Regions from separate parts of the Mus musculus genome. Here region 1 is linked to region 2. A link is a loop called in an ENCODE intact Hi-C map of the cell type or tissue named here. Cell type or tissue: gastrocnemius. All regions are shown on one strand. Each heading gives the region's core, and the rest is flanking DNA. Links, peaks and the distances in the headings are about the cores only. Region 1 holds the start of Nfkbib (nuclear factor of kappa light polypeptide gene enhancer in B cells inhibitor, beta). Region 2 holds the start of Psmd8 (proteasome (prosome, macropain) 26S subunit, non-ATPase, 8).

The links. A loop is a pair of places that touch in the nucleus more often than their neighbours do. Peaks named below come from ENCODE experiments on the same cell type or tissue, not always from the same donor. Only the 100,000 strongest peaks of a DNase experiment are listed, where the experiment ranks them.
Region 1: a loop joins it to region 2, with 2.6 times the contacts of the local background. A loop is called at or near these places in 3 of 42 quality-filtered maps.

The regions. Positions count from the first base shown.
Region 1 is chr7:28,760,818-28,770,131 of GRCm38, forward strand. It overlaps Nfkbib (nuclear factor of kappa light polypeptide gene enhancer in B cells inhibitor, beta), which reads right to left and starts at 5,827. Exons shown (of 6, transcript NM_001306222.1): 1 at 5,427-5,827; 2 at 1,209-1,314; 3 at 785-1,118. The coding sequence starts at 5,605. It overlaps Sirt2 (sirtuin 2), which reads left to right and starts at 5,935. Exons shown (of 16, transcript NM_022432.4): 1 at 5,935-6,050; 2 at 6,815-6,861. The coding sequence starts at 6,035. In gastrocnemius, for the core only: a CTCF peak has its summit at 5,667; DNase peaks (open chromatin) are centred at 5,824 and 6,921; H3K4me3 peaks cover 2,453 bases; H3K27ac peaks cover 2,208 bases.
Region 2 is chr7:29,175,700-29,185,013 of GRCm38, forward strand. It overlaps Psmd8 (proteasome (prosome, macropain) 26S subunit, non-ATPase, 8), which reads right to left and starts at 4,974. Exons shown (of 7, transcript NM_026545.3): 1 at 4,578-4,974; 2 at 3,444-3,516; 3 at 3,220-3,322; 4 at 1,367-1,532; 5 at 374-474. The coding sequence starts at 4,946. It overlaps Catsperg1 (cation channel sperm associated auxiliary subunit gamma 1), which reads right to left. Exons shown (of 28, transcript NM_001368407.1): 24 at 9,296-9,314; 25 at 8,980-9,069; 26 at 6,538-6,630; 27 at 6,334-6,433; 28 at 5,833-6,227. The coding sequence ends at 5,973. In gastrocnemius, for the core only: CTCF peaks have their summits at 2,610 (motif pointing right) and 5,108; a DNase peak (open chromatin) is centred at 4,914; H3K4me3 peaks cover 2,951 bases; H3K27ac peaks cover 2,865 bases.

The DNA.
Region 1 (9,314 bases), core at 686-8,685, 420 kb before region 2:
AAAGATACAGTGACAATAACAGTAAAAGTCCCCAAAAGGGCCTGGGGCTCAGGACTCTGGCTATCAGATGACCTCAGTCTATTCATGAGGCGGGGCTGAGAGGGTAACCCGCATCCTCTGCCCCTGGCTGGGGACATGGGATGGATCCTCTCATCATGGTCAGGCTGGGCTGGTGGCTCATACTCGGGAACAATTCTGGAGGGAAGTCACCTTGCAGATGGGTAGCCCTGGTTTAACCACTGTATCCTGGCATCTCTGGACCTGTGGCTGACAGGTCTGGGTTATAAGTGGTCTGACGTCTAGACCTGTGGGAGAGGGGCCTTGTACGTCCAATTCTTAGTACTCCTGAGACTGTGTGGAGGGCCTTAGTCCAGATGCTAGGATTTACGGAGCCTAGGGATGACTTCCCAAGGAGCTAGTTTTGCTTTGAGGGTTTTTTGAGACAGGGCCTGAATTTGACCTCATGATGTTTCTGCCACCCAAGTGCTGGGACTGGGTGTTTGTTTGAGATGGGGTCTCCTGTAACCTAGACTGGCCTCAAACTAGCTAGCACCAAGGATGACCTTGAACTCCTGATCCTCTGGCTTCCAGAGACTGGTATTATAGGCATACACCAAGCTGTTTATGCCGGGGATTGAACCTAGGGCTTTACGTATGCCAGATGAGCACTCCACCAACCAGGGTATGTCTGAGGCCATTGGCTACAACTCAGGTTGGGTGAGAGGAGCTGGGAGCCTGGGACTGGCCAGGAGCTCACATCTTCCCCAAGGCCTGGGGCTCTCACCATCATAGTTTTCAGCTTCTAGTTGTAGCCTCCAGTCTTCATCACGCGGCTCCTCTTCGTTCTCTGGGTTGGGTTGGGAATCCACGGCAGCAGGGGCATGGCTGGTGTCTGGGGTACAGTCCTGGCTCTGAGTGAGGTAGGTATCTGAGGCATCTCTTGGGTGGCTGGGACGGGGCTGGAGCAGTACGCACGCGCACGTGTGTGCCCTGACCCGGCAGGCCAAGTGCAATGCCGTGTGGCCCCCTCTCTCAGCCACCAACACTCCTGCACCGGCTGCATACAACTTCTCTACTGTAGATGCCTCCCCAAGGATGGCTGCTAGATGCAGGGCTGTCTACAGGGATAGAGAGAAGGGGTTAGTTAGGGCCACGCTGACAATCCTGGACCCACCCGGCTCCCTACAGCACACATCCCCATGGCTCACTTGGCCTAGGTCATTCTGCAGGTCAAGGTACTCGGTGCCGGCGGAGAAGCCCAGGAGGAAATCCAGGAAGGGCTCATGCTGATGAATCACAGCCAAGTGCAGGGCTCTGAGGACAAAAGGCAGAGGTCAGTGTCACAGAGTGTCTACTGTGTGCTACAAACTGTGGCCACGGTGGAAACCTGTCAGTGTTCCGGAGAGTCGAGGGCAGAAGCTAATCTAGCACTTTGTCTGGCTGCTCCGTGTTCTGAGCTAAGATAGGGTCTTCATAAGTGGCCCACACTGACCTTGAGTTCAAGCCCTCCCACCTCAGCCTCCTGAGTAGCTCGGCTGACAAGCCAGGGGAATCCATAGACTTAGTGATTTCAATAGCTCTCGTCACCAATAGGCCCAGCTACCAAATTTGTTTCACCTGTGTTAACTAAGTAACATAATCAGTGTAGTAGCTCTAATTCCAGCATCCGGGAAACCTGAGGCAGGAGGATTGTTAGTTCAAGGCCAGACTGGGCTACATGGTGAGTTCCAGAGCAGCAGGGTTAAAAACTAAATAATGAGATTCGATCACACACACATACAGAAATGCTGGGCATGGCGGCCCATGTGAGAGAGGCAAAAGCGGTGGATCTCTGAGAATCCCAGGCTAGCCTGATCTGCATGGTGAGCTCCTGGTCAGCTAGGGCTACACTGTGAGACCTGTCTCAAATAATAATACGGTAATAAAGTGAGGTACAATCGAGGTAGACAGCCAGTATGGATCTCTGTCCTCCACACATAAACATACACATACACACAGACAAGCTGGATACGATGGCTCTCACCACACACATACACAGACACACACACACACACACACACACACACACACACACACTCAGTGTAGCTCTAAGAACAGACCTTCAAATTACATAAAGCAAAAGCTAACAAGGAGAAGAAGCAACAGACGAATCCATAGGTGTGGTAACTTCACTAGGTCTCTGTCACCAACTGTTCCAACAAGTAGGAAAGCAGGAGCAAATGAACGGCAGGGCTCTGTGGTGGCTGCTGCCCTGTCTTTGCAGTCATGAGGACTGAACCTAAGGTAGCTTGCATGCAGGGACGCTGGCTGCCACTGAGCTACCTGCTATTGGTTCCCCTCATTTTGAAGTAGGGCCTCGCTGTGAATGTCCCCAGCCTGGACTTGAATTCACTCTATTCCTCGGCAGGTCCTGACCTTGAGCTCCTCCTGCCTCAATCTTCTTTGTAGCTGGAATCACACGCCCAGCTTTGAACAACACTGCTAACCAACATTCCCTCTAAGTCACACGTTGTCAAAATGAATTCCACCGGCACACAGTTCCCGAGAGCACTCGCCCAGCACTCAGAAGGCCCTGGGTCTGATGGCCAGCGCTGCAAGAGAAAAACTAGAGACCGCAAATCAGACAAAACATGTTCTCTGCCCGCAGTAAAATGAAATTTAAAGCTGGTAACAGAGAGATCTGGAAACTCCTCCAAGCGTGAAAAATGAACATACTTCTTCATAACCTACTGGCCAAAGGAGAAACCAAGAGAAATTAGAAAATATACTCATTTATGCAAAAATAAAAACACAATATATCAGAAGTTCTCCAGAGGGAATATTTACAGCATTCCAAGCACATTAGAAAAGAAGAGAGATGAGCTGGGCAGTGGCTTGCTTGGTAGACTGCTAGCTTAGCGTGCATAAGAACCTGGGATCAATCCCAACTCTGCATAAACCAGGCACGCACCACCTTGCCCGGAATTCCAGGCAGGAAGACCAAGAGTAGGGTAGGGTAGGAGCAATGGCTTAGCAGTTAAGAACACTTGTTGCTGCCGGGCAGTGGTGGCGCACGCCTTTAATCCCAGCACTTGGGAGGCAGAGGCAGGCGGATTTCTGAGTTCGAGGCCAGCCTGGTCTACAAAGTGAGTTCCAGGACAGCCAGGGCCATACAGAAAAACCCTGTCTCAAAAAAACAAAAAACACTTGTTGCTCTTGCAGAAGACCCCGGTTTGATTTTCAGCACCTACATTGTGGCTCATAGCCATCCCTAACTCCAGTTCCAGGGGATCCAACATTTATACACATAAAGTAAAATTATTTGGGAAGCAGGGGCAGACATATCTCTGAGTTCAACGTCAGTCTGCTCTACATAGAGAATTCCAGGACAGCCAAGGCTACACAGAGAAACCCAATCTCAAAAAACCAAAAATAAATAAAATAAACCAAAGAAAAATTTCATAATGTGTAGACAGAATCTCTTATAGGCAACACCTGTCAATAAAAAAGCAAACGGCCAATGAGCTGAAGCAGGAAATAGGAGGTGGGACACTGGCAGGAAAAGAAAGGATTCTGGGAAATAGTGAGAGAATAAAAGGAGACACAGGGAGAGACACTGGAGGAGTCACTGAGAGAGACACCGAGAAAGACGATGCTAAGGAAGAAGCAGGCCCGAGACTGAAGGAAAACATAGAATGATTTAAATGGGTTAAATAAGTTATGTGTTAGCTATGGAATGGGCCAAAGCTTGTAGCCAAGGCATTTATTAATAAATAGTTAATGCCAGAGTCCTTATTGTTGGGAATTAAGTGGCCGGAAGAAAAAAAAAAAAGGATTCATTTTTTTTTACAGTAGTGTTCAAGGCTAGCCTGGGCTACATAGTGAGACACTGACTTAAAAGGGGGGTGGGGTTGGAGGCTGGGAAATGTTTTGCTAAGTAAAGCACAGTGACCTTAGTTTAGAACCCACATAAGAAAAAGCTGGGTGTGATTGTAAGTATTTATAGTCCCAACACTAGGGAGGAGAACCCTGGAATGGAGCACAGTGGTGCGCGCCTTTGATCCCAGCACTCCGGAGGCAGAGGCAGGTGGATGAGTTTGAGGCCAGCTTGGTTTACATAGTGAGTTCCAGGCCAGCCACCCTGTCTCAAAGAGGAAGAGGAGGGTAGAGAGCAAGAGATGACCGCTGAGGCTCTCAGGCCAGCTAGTCTAGCCTACGTGCTCAGTGCAGCCCAAGGTTGCCCTCTAGTCCACACACACACACACACACACACACTCCCCAGGCGGGATGTAGTGATACCCACTTGGGAGCTGAAAGCAGGAGAATGAAATGTTCAAAGCTATCCTCAGCTACAAAGTAACCTCAAGGCTAGCCTGGGCTACATGAGACCGTCAAACACAAACAATCGAGAAAGGAAGGGGGAGGATAAAGAAAGCACAAAAACCAGACCCAAAGTAACCAGAGGGAAATAATAAAGGAACAGGAACCAACAAAGTAGAAAGTGAAAACTAAGGCAACTACTCCTGGCTCTTTAAGATGAGTGTTTGTTGGGTTCCCCTCATGGGTCAGGCACTGAGTCACTGGGCATACGCAATAAGCACAAAGGACAAGAAAATCCCGGGTACAATCCCTTAATGCACGCCGTCACCACAACCATCCCTTCTCCCCAGCTTATCTACTAATCAACATTTCCTACTCTTTAACCTTTTTTCAGTCACCCTCTCCTCCTTTTCCTCTTCCCTCCTTTTTGATACTGGGTCCTTCCAGGCTGTCCTCGGACTAGTGATCCTCCTGCCTCAGCCCCTCGAGTGCCAGAATGACAAGTGTGTACCATCACACTCAGCTAAACTAAAACCAGGGATTGGAAGGTGGTAGTTTGGGAGAAGCATTTGGCTAACAGATGAATCTAGCCTCATAGAATAGAGTTTCTACATCTTATGTAGCTCTGGCTGGCAGGGAACTCAATCAGGTGGCCTCAAATTCACAGAGATCCACCTGCCTTTGCCTTCCAAGTGCTGTGAGAGCCATGACACCCACCAGCTCAATTTCTTAACTGCAGGGTCAATACTGGACGTGTCAGCTTCAGAGACTCAGGGCCAAGAACTAGTTTTGAAATCAAAATCTGGCTTATACAAGAATAGCCAAAGACCAAAGACTACATCTGGAAGTAAGAGGTAAGAAGATGTGGGAACTAGAGTGGTCGGAAAGGTTCAGATCCGATTTGGGGATCAGGAGCTCAAATTTATAGAGTTCAAAAAAGGTGAGACACTTGACTGTGTGAAAGCGTACCAGTCTCACAATTTAGTGTTTGGGGGTTAAGGGCCAGGAAGTCCAGCATCGGAAATCAAGAGTTAGGAACGAGACGATACGAAGTCACAGGAATCGTAGGCTAAAGGGGACTCAGGTAAGATCCCAGGGCTCAGTCTAGTAATTTAAGGTTTACTCACGTGTCCCCATCCTCAGTGACGTAGCCAAAGACTAAGGGCGCCCACGACAGCTCTGGGCCAAGCTCTGCGCCCAGACCTGGTCCTCCGGGAGCCGCTGCGTCGGGACCTAGAGAGCCCAGGCCGCTGTCGCACCATTCATCGGCATCCGCAGTTTTCCCCAAGCACGCGACCCCGGCCATGGCCCCAGCCACCTCGGGTGGCCCCCTGTGGTCGCCTGCCTGTCGCTGGGCTCTGCGATGAGCTCCAGTGCTTCCGCCCTATCGGGAATTCCCCAACACGCCCCCTCATATACCCAATCAAAATGTTTTAAATAGCTACACCCCGCCCCTGTACTGCACCACAGCCAATCAGAAAAATGAGGTGGACATTCGCTCGCTGAGTTTCCCCACATTTTCCAGACGCCCTTTATCAATATGGCCGCCGGCGCCAGGCTTTTTGGGATTTGTAGTTTGATAACATGAGAGGCACATTGTACGAAAGCGGTTATGGGGATCGCATTGCCTGCCGGGAGTTGTAGTTCTCTATCCTATCTCGGCCTCTTCTTGTTTCCGCTGCCGTCACGGGACAGAGCAGTCGGTGACAGTCCCGAGGGCCCCCACCCCGTTCCCATGGCCGAGCCGGACCGTGAGTTAGGGGCCCTGTTGGGAGGGTGGGAGGGTCGGGCCGCGCCGGGGCCTGGCTTTGGGCTGCAGGCCCCGGGGCCCGAGGGTAGGCTCGGTGGGGCGGGAGACAGGATCTACCTGAAGGGAGTGGGATTCGGAGGGGTGTTGCTAAGTGGTCCGTATTACTAGGTTGGTTGGTTTCTGGATTGTGAAATGTAAGGGTCCGATTGTCAAGTTCTTAATGATCGCATTTCTCGTACTTTGGCTGCTGAGGACCCTCGTTGCTAAGGACCAAAGTTACCACTATCCCGGTTGCTAAGGTTGTCTGTTGTTAAGGGCAACTGTAGGATGGGTTCCGGGGACCCCTGTGGCCCCTTACTATCTCATTCCTTCAGTTCTTGTGCCTCTCCTAAACCTCCTACCTTCACTGCATCTCCTCTCCCACACTCAACTCTCAGCAGAAGTATCCCTACTTACGTCTCTTGAAAAACTTAGCCCTCCCTCATTCTCTCGACTCGCACATGCTACCATATCCTGCTTAACTCTGAAACCTTCCTTCAGTCCAGTCTCGCCTGCTTTCTCCTCCTAAAGATTCCCCTCCTCAGCCTTTTCACGTCACACATACCTCCACTCTAAAATATGCCTTTTCCCATCTCCGATAGTTTTACTACCATCCCTGACTCTGAAATAATTAGGTTGGTGGGTCCTCTTGTCCTCCACCATTGTGAGCCCTTCTGCTTAACTCTTTCCCCGCACTGTAACCACGTCTGCTCCCCTCCTCCCCAGCCTCTGACCCTCTGGAGACCCAGGCAGGGAAGGTGCAGGAGGCTCAGGTGAGATGGGGAAGGGGTGGAGGGAAGGAGAGACTTGGTTCCACGTGCCGCACTGGGGGGAGGTGGCAAGGGAAGGCTTTTACCCAAGGGCCCTTGGCTTATGGCCCTGATCCCCAAGCCCATCTGGGGATTAGTACAATCTCCTGGGAGAATGGTGGCTTCTTGGGACTGTCAAGGAAAATGTATAGCCTCAACCCCTGGTTCCCTTCCATATCGTCCTCGTTTCCTACTGTTGCCCATCCCATCCTCAGCCCCTTCTGAACCTCATTTGTGCTGGACCTGAAAGAGACGGTTTTCCAGTTCAATCCGCAAACTCAGATCCTATGAGGTGGGGGAAAGGACCCTATAGGGCACGTTATAAAAGTATCGAAGCTGGGTGTGGTGCCAGCCCCCTGTAATGCCAGCACATGGGGGGGGGCAGGGGAGGGGGGAAGTGAGGTAGGAGGATGGAGAAAGGAGAGGCAGCTTGGGCCATATGGTGAGACCCAGTCTCAAAAAAGGAGGGAGGAAGGGAGAGAGCATACCCCTGGAGTACCGGGCAAACTCTGTGGGTCAGAGATTATAGAAGATTCTAGCCAAACTCTCCCCTGGTGGAACCCACAAGCTGATCTAGGAACAAGACCAAGATATAGTCACAGTGTCGTATAAGTGAAGTGATAAGGGATTTTCTTAAATGAGATCGGAGGTGGTGTTCCATGCAGGGTACAGGCCTGAGAGCACGAAGGGATAGTAGATGTTTCAGTAGTTGGGTTGCTGGCGTGGTCATTTATTGATACTCTGCCTGAATTTTAATGTACATGACTTCATTTAATCTTTGCAGCATCCCAGTGAAGGGAAGGCCTCTCATGGCTGTGTTACAGATGAGCAGCTTACTTGGTGAAAACTGTTAACCCCTGTGTTCTTTGGGTAGAAAGGAAAGGGCTTGAAACTTATGGGGAAATGGGCTCCGAAAGATGCTGCAGCTTCAGTGGAGTGTAGATGAGCCATCTCAAAGATGTTTGAAGACACGTGCCAAGGCCTCCGGTTCCCCCAGAGGCCAGGTTGTCCTCATATACTCGAGGAGTGGTTCTCAATCTTCCTAATGCTGCAACCTTTTAATGTAGCTCCAACGGTGTGGTGTCCCTCCAACCATAAAATTATTTTGTTACTACTTCATAACTGTCCTTTTGCTACTGTTATGAACTATAATGTAAATATCAGATATGTAGGATATCTGATATGGGACCCCCCCCCCAAGAGAGGGTCGCTTGATCCCTAAAGGGATTGTGTCCCACAGGTTGGGAAACAGTGTACTGGACCATGCCTACAACCACTGAATGCCAGCATGCTCATCCTATGAGACCACACTTCGAAGGGAGGCAGGTGCAGAAGCTGTGGTCAACAATACCCCCATAAGAGCTGTGACAGCCTGCTGTGGGTCTCTAGTCTCTTACTTGTCTGGCTCCCAAATGAAGGCTTAATGCCAGACTAAAAAAGGGTTTCACAGTCAAAAGGGGTTCTCAGTGGCCAAGAAGATGTGGGGTGTCAATTGCAGCATTATCCAGATGGGGCAACGCTAGCAGCAGCCTCAGTGGCTGTCAGGAGAGGGAGTCAATGAACCACGGTTCATCATACAATGTGTTACTATGGAGCCACAATAAAGAATGAGGTGGGGGCTGGAGAGATGGCTCAGTGGTTAAGAATTCTATTCCAGAGAACCTGAGTTCCATGTACCAGGCGCTCACAAGTGACTATAACTCCAGTCCCAGGGGATCTGACTCTATGGAGACTTGCACACACATGCACATATTCACATAACTAAAATAAACTAAAGAGAATGATGTAGGTCTGTGAAACATTGTGCAGTATCTTACTCTGGCAAGACCCAGTTCTATAATAATGAGCAAATGCGCAAAACCTCACGCCGAGAAACCACGTAGAGTTATCTCTGTTTAACTGTTGCTTGGTTTTGCTTTGGTGTTTGTTCGTTATCCAGGCTCAGGAGGCCGAAGGGGGAGGATTAGGAGTTGGAAGCCATCTTAGGTAAAACAGTAAGACTTGGACAGGCTCTTTTTAAAGCTTTTATCTTTTTTTTTTTTTTTTTTTTTTTTTTTTTTTAGTTTCATGTGCATTGGCATTTTGCCTGCGTGTGTGTCTGTGTGAGCGTGTCACATCCCCTAGAACTGGGGTTACAGGCAGCTCTGATCTGCCATGTGGGTGCTGGGAATTGAAGCAGTCAGTGCTCGTAACCACTGAGCCATCTCTCCAGACCCTCTTTTTAAAATTTTACACCTAGTTTGTTTTGTGTGTGTGTGTGTGTGTGTGTGTGTGTGTGTGTGTGTGTTTAGGATACACACGCCACAGTATATGTATGGTGATCTGAGGACAGCTATCGTCTCCTCCCACCATGTGGGGCCTGGGAATCAAACGCAGATTGTCAGGCTTAGCAGGCAGCCCCTTCCCCTGGTGACCCA
Region 2 (9,314 bases), core at 809-8,808:
ACCTTCAAAAGAACACAGCACCCTTCTTCAGATGTCTAGAGGAGGTTCTTGTATGAACAAACAAGAGAGCTTGTCTAGAATGCCTGGGTTCTACCCCCAGCACCACAAAGACCAGGTGTTTGTAATCCCAGCCTGCACTGTGGGAGATGGAGGCACAGGGTCATGGCCAGCCTCGGCTACACGAAACCCTGAGGGCAGCTCAGCAGCAGAGCATTCCTTTAGTTTATACAAGGTTCTGATTGTAGCCCCTAGAGGGGTTGGGACTGGGGCAATACACTATGAGAAACACCAGGGCGTCAATCATAGGCATCAGGCAGTGTGGCATGTAGGGGACTAACAAGGCCAGGAAGTCTGGGGCCTGGACCCCACATACCTGATGGTATCCAGCAGGATGTCAATGAAGAAGGTGTAGCTTTCGGCAGGGATGTTCCCCTTAGCCAGGAATACCTTGTTGTAGCTACCCTCCATGAGGTACTGCCAAAGCCAATGGAGAAGAGGAAGAGGATGGAGTGGCACAGGCTTTTCTTGCTCCCTTGGTGCCTCCCAATCCCTGCTCTACCATAACACCCTCGCTTCTCCACTTCCAAGAAGCACCACCTGGCTTACACACTCACCCTGGCAGCCTCCTCCAAACTGGCATCTAACCTCCAATTATAAGGGGAGAAGAAGGTATATTGACCCCAGCTCCCATTCCATATACATCAACTGCTGGCCCACGGGCCACTCGGCCGTCCTTCTCACAGCATAGTACTTTGCAGGCCTCAGCTCCCACGCCTCACCCCTGACTTACCGGCCTTCTTCCACTGTCTTCTTTGCTGTCTTTAAAATATGGCAGGAGGTTTGTGCCTCAGGACACAAACTGCCTCTGCCAGAGGACCTCTTAGCCCTTTCAGACCCTCTCTGACCGCTCCCAAGCCCAGGTCCTCGTAACAATGCCTCACATCCCACACAGGTACCTCATTCTTTTGGTACTTATCTGCCTCCACACTTCATGGATTCTAGATTAGGGGTTTCGTCTGTTTGATTTGCCTTAACATGAAAACCTTTCCTGGTGCCTGGCACATATATGTTTTGCTGGTTAAAAGAACTGGTGGCGCACACCTTTAATCCCAGCACTCGGGAGGCAGAGGCAGGTGGATTTCTGAGTTCGAGGCAACCCTGGTCTACAAAGTGAGTTCCAGGACAGTCAGGAGTACACAGAGAAACCCTGTCTCGAAAAACAAAAAACAAAACAAAACCAAAAACCAAAAACCAAAAAGAGTTGGTGGATTGAAAATGGCTGATCATTCTTCCAGGAAGCCCTCCCACAATCTAAACTGGTACCACCCACCTCACCCAGGATCTCCCTTCCCCTGCCCAGCCTTACTTGCTCGAGGGAAACAGGGTGTTTGATGTAGACATTGGTCTGGATGTCCTTGGCAGGTAATCGTTCTAATTCTGTGTGGAACTCAGCCACTCGGTTCTGAGATAGCAGGAAGAGGAGATTGAGGCCCAGGAGCTGGTGCATATAGGCTGACTCAGGAAGCTGTTCTCTGTGAGCCAAGGGAGCGGGAAGAAACCACAGTTAACAGGTACTGGGGAGCTAACCAAGTCCCTCATCCACCTTCCAGAATCCTTACAAGTACTTGCATGAGTTCAGACAAGTTAGGTACAGAGAGGCAAAAACGCCACGAGCCACATGGACCAAACATACATGGACTACAGTGATTCAGCCTATTTCCCATCTGCTAAGCAGTTGTCACTAGGTATCCACACCATAAAGGCATGTTCAGTAAAACATAAGTGAATTAAATGGTCTATCATACGTAAAGCCATAAGAATAGCATCCAGAGGCTAGATACTCAGTAAGCAGAATGTTTCCCTCAAAAAAACAAAACTTGGGCTGGTGAGATGGCTCAGTGGGTAAGAGCACCTGACTGCTCTTCCAAAGGTCCGGAGTTCAAATCCCAGCAACCACATGGTGGCTCACAACCATCTGTAACGAGATCTGACGCCCTCTTCTGGTGTGTCTGAAGACAGCTACAGTGTACTTACATATAATAAATAAATAAATCTTAAAAAAAAAAAAGAACAAAACTTTTGGTTCAATCCCCAGCATTTCATAAACAAGACATGGGGTACACACCTGTAATCCCAGTCACTTGGAGGTACAGGGAGGAGTATCCAAAGTTCAAGATCGGAAGGGCTACTGCACAACTGAGTTCTCAGCCAGCTTGGGGCACATAAGGCATAGCCTCAAAGAACAAGAGCTCAGGGGCAGCTGGGGGGTGGGGGGGCTGGACAGATGGCTCGGTGGTTAAGAGCACTGACTACTCTTCCAGAGGTCCTGAGTTCAATTCCCAGCAGCCACAGGGTGGCTCACAACCATCTGTAATGGGATCTGATGCCTCTGGTATGTCTGAAGACAGTGACAGTGTACTCACATACATAAAATAAATAAATCTTAAAAACAAAACAACAACAGCTGGGTATTGTGGCCCACGCGGTTAATCCCAGCACTGGAGGCAGAGAGTCAGGCGGATCTCCAGGCCAGCCAAAGCTACACCGAAACAAACAAAACAAACAAAAACACAAAAACCCCACAACAACAACAACAAAAAAACCAGCAGGGGGCAGCACTACATATAATCTCCAGGTGTAGACAGGTGGACCACCTTGAACCCAGTCTCAAACAAAATAAAACAACCAGCACTTTGTGAAGCAAAGCAGCATCCTATTGGCTGTTGTAGACATGCCAGCTAGAGGGAAAATGAAGGGGTAACTCAGAGCCACACTGGGTACAGGGGACATAGTGTGGGACTAGATAAGGGAAAACAGATTGGATGGAGGGGCTGAAGAGATGGCTCAGCAGTTAAGAGCACTAGATGCTTGAAGAGCTCTGCACTTTCAGAAGTCCTGAGTTCAATTCCCAGCACCCATGTAGCAGCTCACAACCATCTGTAATAGGATCCCACGCATTCCTCTGGTGTTCAGACATACAAGCAGACAGAGCACCCATATACATGGAAATACACAAATAAAATCAAACTGTTTAGAAACGTACAGAACCAGACTACATAAACCCAGTCTCAAGATCTCTAATCTTCTGGCCCTCCAGCTTCTGGGGACAGAGCTGAGAACGGCAATGGTTCTCAGGCGAAGAAGGCAACGGAGGACGCCAGATACACAAGGAACTACCCACTCCTGCTCCAGTCCCCTCCCTAGAGGGCCCAACCTCACTTGTAATCAAAGTAGTAGCATTTGAGTTGGGCCATGTAGCGCTCGAAGGAGGGAATGTCTTTGCACAGGATGCTCCACTGGGCCCCGATCTCCAGAATGTCACCTGTAGGTAAGGGGACAGGGGCTCTCAGGTGGTGGCTGGAATCCCTCCTGGGATCACCACCCCAGTCATTCCTACAATGACCCCAGGCCCATCACCCTCCACCAACCCTAGTGACACTCACGGGCCAGAATGAGTTGCTGTTTAGTCAGTTTGGTCCCCGTGGTTGGCAGGAAATTGAGCTCAAGCAGAACCAACTGAGGGGGAAGGAATGAGGACGAGATTTCAAATATAGATTACTTACGTTCTCTGGACTTTTATGTTCCTACTTGGAAAAGCTTGCATGCATCCTAACCCACACAACTGCCATGAATATTAGTGGAGTCAGACCTTGTAAAGCAAACACCAAAGGGCCCAAGAACACGGAGCGTACCAATTGGATTACCTCATCTTACAAATATTAGTAACTCCACTGAGAAACACGAGGCACTTGGTGCCTGACCCAGGGGGATCATGGGGTAGGGAGACGCCCATGACCTCAATTCTTCCTGTTGCTATATTTAGCTTGTTTTAGGTTTCTCTCTTGTTTAAGACAGCATCTCCCCAGGCAGGCCAATCTAGTCTAGAACTGGAGAGCCTGGTGTGAGCCTCTCGAGTGCTAGGATTACAAGTGTGGGACATCGTGTTCAGCCATTATATGCAGGTCTGGGAAGACCTCCACCACAGTGTGCCCGAGAAGGGGTAACAAGGAATGTGGGGCATTCCTTTTCCCTCCCCCCCCAGTCCATCCCAGACACCATTCCTTAGTAAACTTGGGAACCTAACACATATTTTGTTGTTGTTTACTTATTATTATTATATATATATTTTGAGACGAAGTCTATGTAGCCCAGCCTCCTCAAACTCGCTATTGAAGACCAGACTGGCCTTCTATCCGCCTGAGTGTGTTTACAACCGAAACGTGTGCTCTTCTAGGTTCGTTTTTGGCTTCAAACTGTTCCTGTTGCCCCTCTTCACACAGGTGTTTCCTAACCTCTGCTCCCTCACAGCTTACCTGGGCTTTATTTGCCACACATTCCCTCAACGTCCCGTCACCTCAGACTTATTCTTTTCACTATCTCCCCGTTTGTCACTGATCCCACTCCTTCCTGCCTCCCTCCAAGTAACAAAGCTCGAACCATCTCATTCGATTCTGCCAGAACCAATCTTTCCATCATCACTCCCTTAACGACACCTCAGGGCCCGCTCTACCAGCCTCGATCTCCCGTCTGTCACCTTCCCCCAGGCATTAGGCATCTAGGACCCGGCGACCTCTTACCTTCAGGCGGCCCAGTTCTTCTCCACATTTACTAAGGTTCGGGTTCTTCCGGTTCCACTCGTCCTTGAGTTGCTCGTACATGCCGGCCGCTGCCTGCAGGATCCCGACCGAGGTGGCCGCGGGTCCGGAGCTCGAGACGGTGGTCGACCCGTTCACCGTAGCCGCTGTGGCCGCCATCTTCCGTGATGCGGCAAGCCGCCGACCCGACTTACGGCAGCGACGCCGGGCAATGGACTCCCGGCGGAAATGAGGCCGGGAGGTGGAGCCCAAAACTGGAGGCGGAGCTACCACTGCCAGTTTCCGCCCCCCGCGGGAGGAGCGCCGCGGCTCTCCTCGGGGTGTCTTCGCAGCCCGACCCTTAATGAACATGCCGCAGCTCCGCCTCTGCTGTCATTCAAAATGGCGAACGGAAGTCCGTTCGCTCCAACTGAAAACAATGCCCACAATGTCCCGCCCACCTGTAGTCACCATGGCCACCCTCGCTGGCTTCGGCCTGTGGAATGTCCATCTTAAGGGTACCGCCTCTACGTCAAGGGGTGGCGATGTGGAGCCATTTGGAAAACTTGTCAGGTGTCACTACATAGGCAGGCTGAGAGAGGACTAGCAGGTGAGATTTAAGATTAGGCGTTCGTGTTTATCAGAGCATCATTCTTCCACGTTTTTTTCAGACTCTTTAAAAAGATTTATTTATTCATTTTATGTATATAAGTACACTGTGGCTGTCTTCAGACACCCCAGAAGAGGGTATTTGATCCCTTTATGGATGGTTGTGAGCCACCATGTGGTTGCTGGGAATTTTAGTCAGGGCTTCTGGAAGAGCAGTCAGTGCTCTTAACCACTGAGCCATTTCTCTTATTTTCTCTTATTCCATTTTTTTCTTATTTTTGAAATTAAAATAGAATTACAGACCGAGCTTTGTGGTTCACGCTTTTAATCCCAGCACTTGGGATGCAGAGGCAGGCGGATCTCTGAGTTCCAGGCCAGCCTGGCCTACAGGCATGCGTGTGTGTGTGTGTGTGTGTGTGTGTGTGTGTGCGTGCATGTGCCCATGTTGAGGTCAGAGGACAGCTTCACAGAGTCGGCTCTCTCTTTAGATCTCATGAGGCCTGGGGATCAAACCCAGGTTGTCAGGCTTGAGAGCTCCTTTATCTGCTGTGCCATCTTGAAAATAAAAGATTCTGACATCATTCTGACAGTTAACTACAGCTGTGCTGGTACAAACCAAGCGGACGTGAGCCTTTCTGAGGACTCGGGACTGATTCTGCAAGGAGGCTTTATTAGGGTCTGAATGAGACATGAGCATTCTAGCCAACCAGAAAGTCCTGGGGAGGTGGCAGGCTGCATTCCCATGAGGAGAGGCCTAAGGGTTCATGAGGAAGAGTACAGACCAGGGACTCAGGCCACCTTTGCTCTCTTAGCTTGAACATTGTCCTCTTTGGTACCTGGTCTGGAGGGACCCTCAAAACTTCCCTCTGAGCTGTGAGAATGGAGGGTGAAGCCCCCAGAAGAGGAGGAAGATGAATAGGTCTCTGGTGCCATCATGTTGTGAATCTTCCAGCGAAATGAGACCCAGGCCTTCACTATGTGAGGCCACACGAGGCAGAACAGGATGTAGAAGACAACCAGGGCTATAAAGAAGCTGGTAGACACCTGCAAGCCCAGTACAACAGTCACAAGGGGTCGGGGTTGGGGTTGGGGTATAGTAGTAGGTGAACCCCCTGCCCACCCAGTAAGGAAGCCTTTGGCTGCCACTCACCATAACAATGAAGGAGGACCGCTTGCTGCTGAGCGGTAGCCCATGGATGTGCACTATAAAGGTGAGCTTGTAGTCACAGTATGTGCTATTGTCTACACCTCTGGTGAGGGAATGGAGTCCAGGATTGAGTTAAATGTCAAGGGACAATCTCAGCACACTGCATCCCCACCCTCAACATACACCTAGGCTTTATGCCTGGCTTACCTATTGCTCACTAACAACTTGAAGAAGAACTCAGGTGGGTAGATGCTTTGGGGGATGATGTCATAGCAAGGGGAGTTCTCCAAGCACAGCCACCTACAAGTCCAAAAGTAGACAGCTGTAGCACCTACAGTCCAGGGGAAACACTAATTTCTCCAATCTGCCTGCTGCTTGGTGACTATGGTGCTTCAGACTGAACTTGGGGCCTCATGAGAGTTAGGCAAGCATTCTACTGCTGGGCCAAGACTCAACTCATTGCAGTACTGCAGGCAAGCACCCTCCAACAGAGCCACACCTCCAGTCTCTAGTCTCAGAGAGTAAGGCTGTCTGAGCACCAGCCATCAAGCAGTCTGGCTGCTCAGTTGCTACCTGCTGCCTCCACCTGCCAACTGATCTAGATGTTGGACTAAATACCTACTGTATGCCACCTTCATCCCACAAGTACAGTCTGGACACCAGCTAAGTACAGACTCACATCTTTTCTCACTAATTCCCTCTTGTCCATTATTCAATAAACCCAGATCGAACATGGTCTTGGGTGCAGTTGGTTAATTTGCCCATTTTGAAGTGTAAGTTTCTGGCTATATCGTATGATGCTGAAGCATTTGAGAACTCTTATTAAAAGTAGGTTTAAAAAAAAAATCTAAGCCTTGGGCTGTCGAGATGGCTCAGCGGGTAAGAGCATGACTACTCTACTGAAGGTTCTGAGTTCAAATCCAGCAACCATATGGTGGCTCACAACCATCTGCAATAAGATCTGACAACCTCGGCCGTGGTGGCCATCTTCTAGTAACTAGCCAACGTGATAAACACAAAGGGAAGGAGGAGAGGCATCTGGTATATGTTCTCTAAGGCTTTTAGGAAACATGGTGAGCCGGGCGTGGTGGTGCATGCCTTTAATCCCAGCACTTGGGAGGCAGAGGCAGGAGGATTTCTGAGTTCGAGGCCAGCCTGGTCTACAAAGTGAGTTCCAGGACAGCTTGGGCTACACAGAGAAACCCTGTCTCTAAAAACCAAAAAAAAAAAAAAAGAAAGAAAAAAAAAAGGGGGGGAACATTGTGTTGTTCCTTTGGCCACAGACATAGGAATCTACAAGAAGGGTGATATTGTAGACATCAAGGGAATGGGCACTGTTCAAAAAGGAATGCCCCGGGCTAGAGAGATGGCTCAGTGGTTAAGAGCACTGACTGCTCTTCCAGAGGTCCTGAGTTCAATTCCCAGCAACCATATGGTGACTCACAACCATCTGTAACTGATTTGATGCCCTCTTCTGGTGTGTCTGAAGACAGCTACAGTGTATTCATGTACATACAATAAATAAAATCTTAAATTAAAAAATCTAAGCCTAGAACTGGAGAGATGGTTCAGAAGTCAAGAGCACTGACTGCTTTTCCAGAGGTCCTGAATTCAATTTCCCAGCAAACACATGGTGGCTCACAACCATCTGTAATGGGATACGATCCCACCTCTGGTGTGTCTGAAGACACTGACAGTGTACCCACATACATGAAATAAATAAATCCTAAAAAAAAAAGAAAGAAATAAATAAAGAAAGAAAGAAACCTAAGCCTACACATTTGCTGCCTTATTTTTTTCTTTCATTGGTTAAAAATGGTTTTCAAACCCCTGCATACTAATTAGGTCCTCTATAGTTTCTTCATTTGTTAAAATCTCCACTTAGCTGTCAATGAACTCTGACCAGGCGTTAACTTGTTCCTTCTTCATTTTTAAAATGTTATTTTGTGTCTATTCAAATTGTGCATAGAGAGACAGGTCCTCCAGGAGACAGGGACAGGCTCTGAGAGGCCAGGACCAAAATGTGAGGAGGTAGATATGCAGGCAGAGGGCCAGGGAAGGTTGTGGAGGTTCAGGCAAAGGCTCAGGGTGGGAAAGGCATGTGAGAGTTCAGAGGGATTGACTGCCCATCTTGGGGAAAAAAGGGCATGGCTAAGCCCTCCTGAAGGAAGGAGCATGTGATCTAAGGCTGCAAGGCAGAGTAAAAGGCCCTGGACTTCCAGGAGAGCCTCTCTCTACGAAGGAGAGCCCTCCTTTGGAAACACTAATACGGTTAAGGTATTATCTGGGAAGCCTCTTAGAGACAAGCACAATGGGCCAGAAGGATGAGGTGGGGAAAAGCTTGTGCAAAGGGCGGATCTATAGTCCCCACATTTCAGAAGTAGGACAATCATAATTTTAAGGATAGGTGGAGCCACATAGTGAGACTCTGTGTAAAACAAAAATACCAGGGTGAGGGAACAGGGGAAATAACAGCAGGGGGGAGCAGTTGAGTAGGTAGAAGGTTTGCCTGGCATACACCAAGCCCCGGGTTGGAAACTCAGACCCCCATAAACCTGTGTGGGAGACTCTGAGGAACAGGGTCATCCTCAACTACACAGTGAATTCAAGGCTAGCCTGGAGGGTGGAACTCTCAGGACCTGCACTCACTCGACTCCAGGGCTCTCATGGGACATTATGTAGAACTTTTTGTCCTCCGTGGTCCTTTCGACCTTTGTTTTCCAGATGAGGCTATTCGTTCTATGCAGGCCCATATAAAGTCAAAGTGGGTTGAGAGCAGAAATAGTTCTCAGCACCTAAGGGTGGGGACCTAGTAGGTGGGGCAGGATTGTGGAACCCTAGACATTACTGTCTGAGGCACCTTGAGTGTAGCTTGCAGAAAGAGTCCCCTGCATAACTGGAAGTGGGAGGGGTGACCCTACAAACCAGACCCACCAACTGTGGACTGGGGTCCCCAAGGGATTACGTGTCCAGCGGGCTGTTGT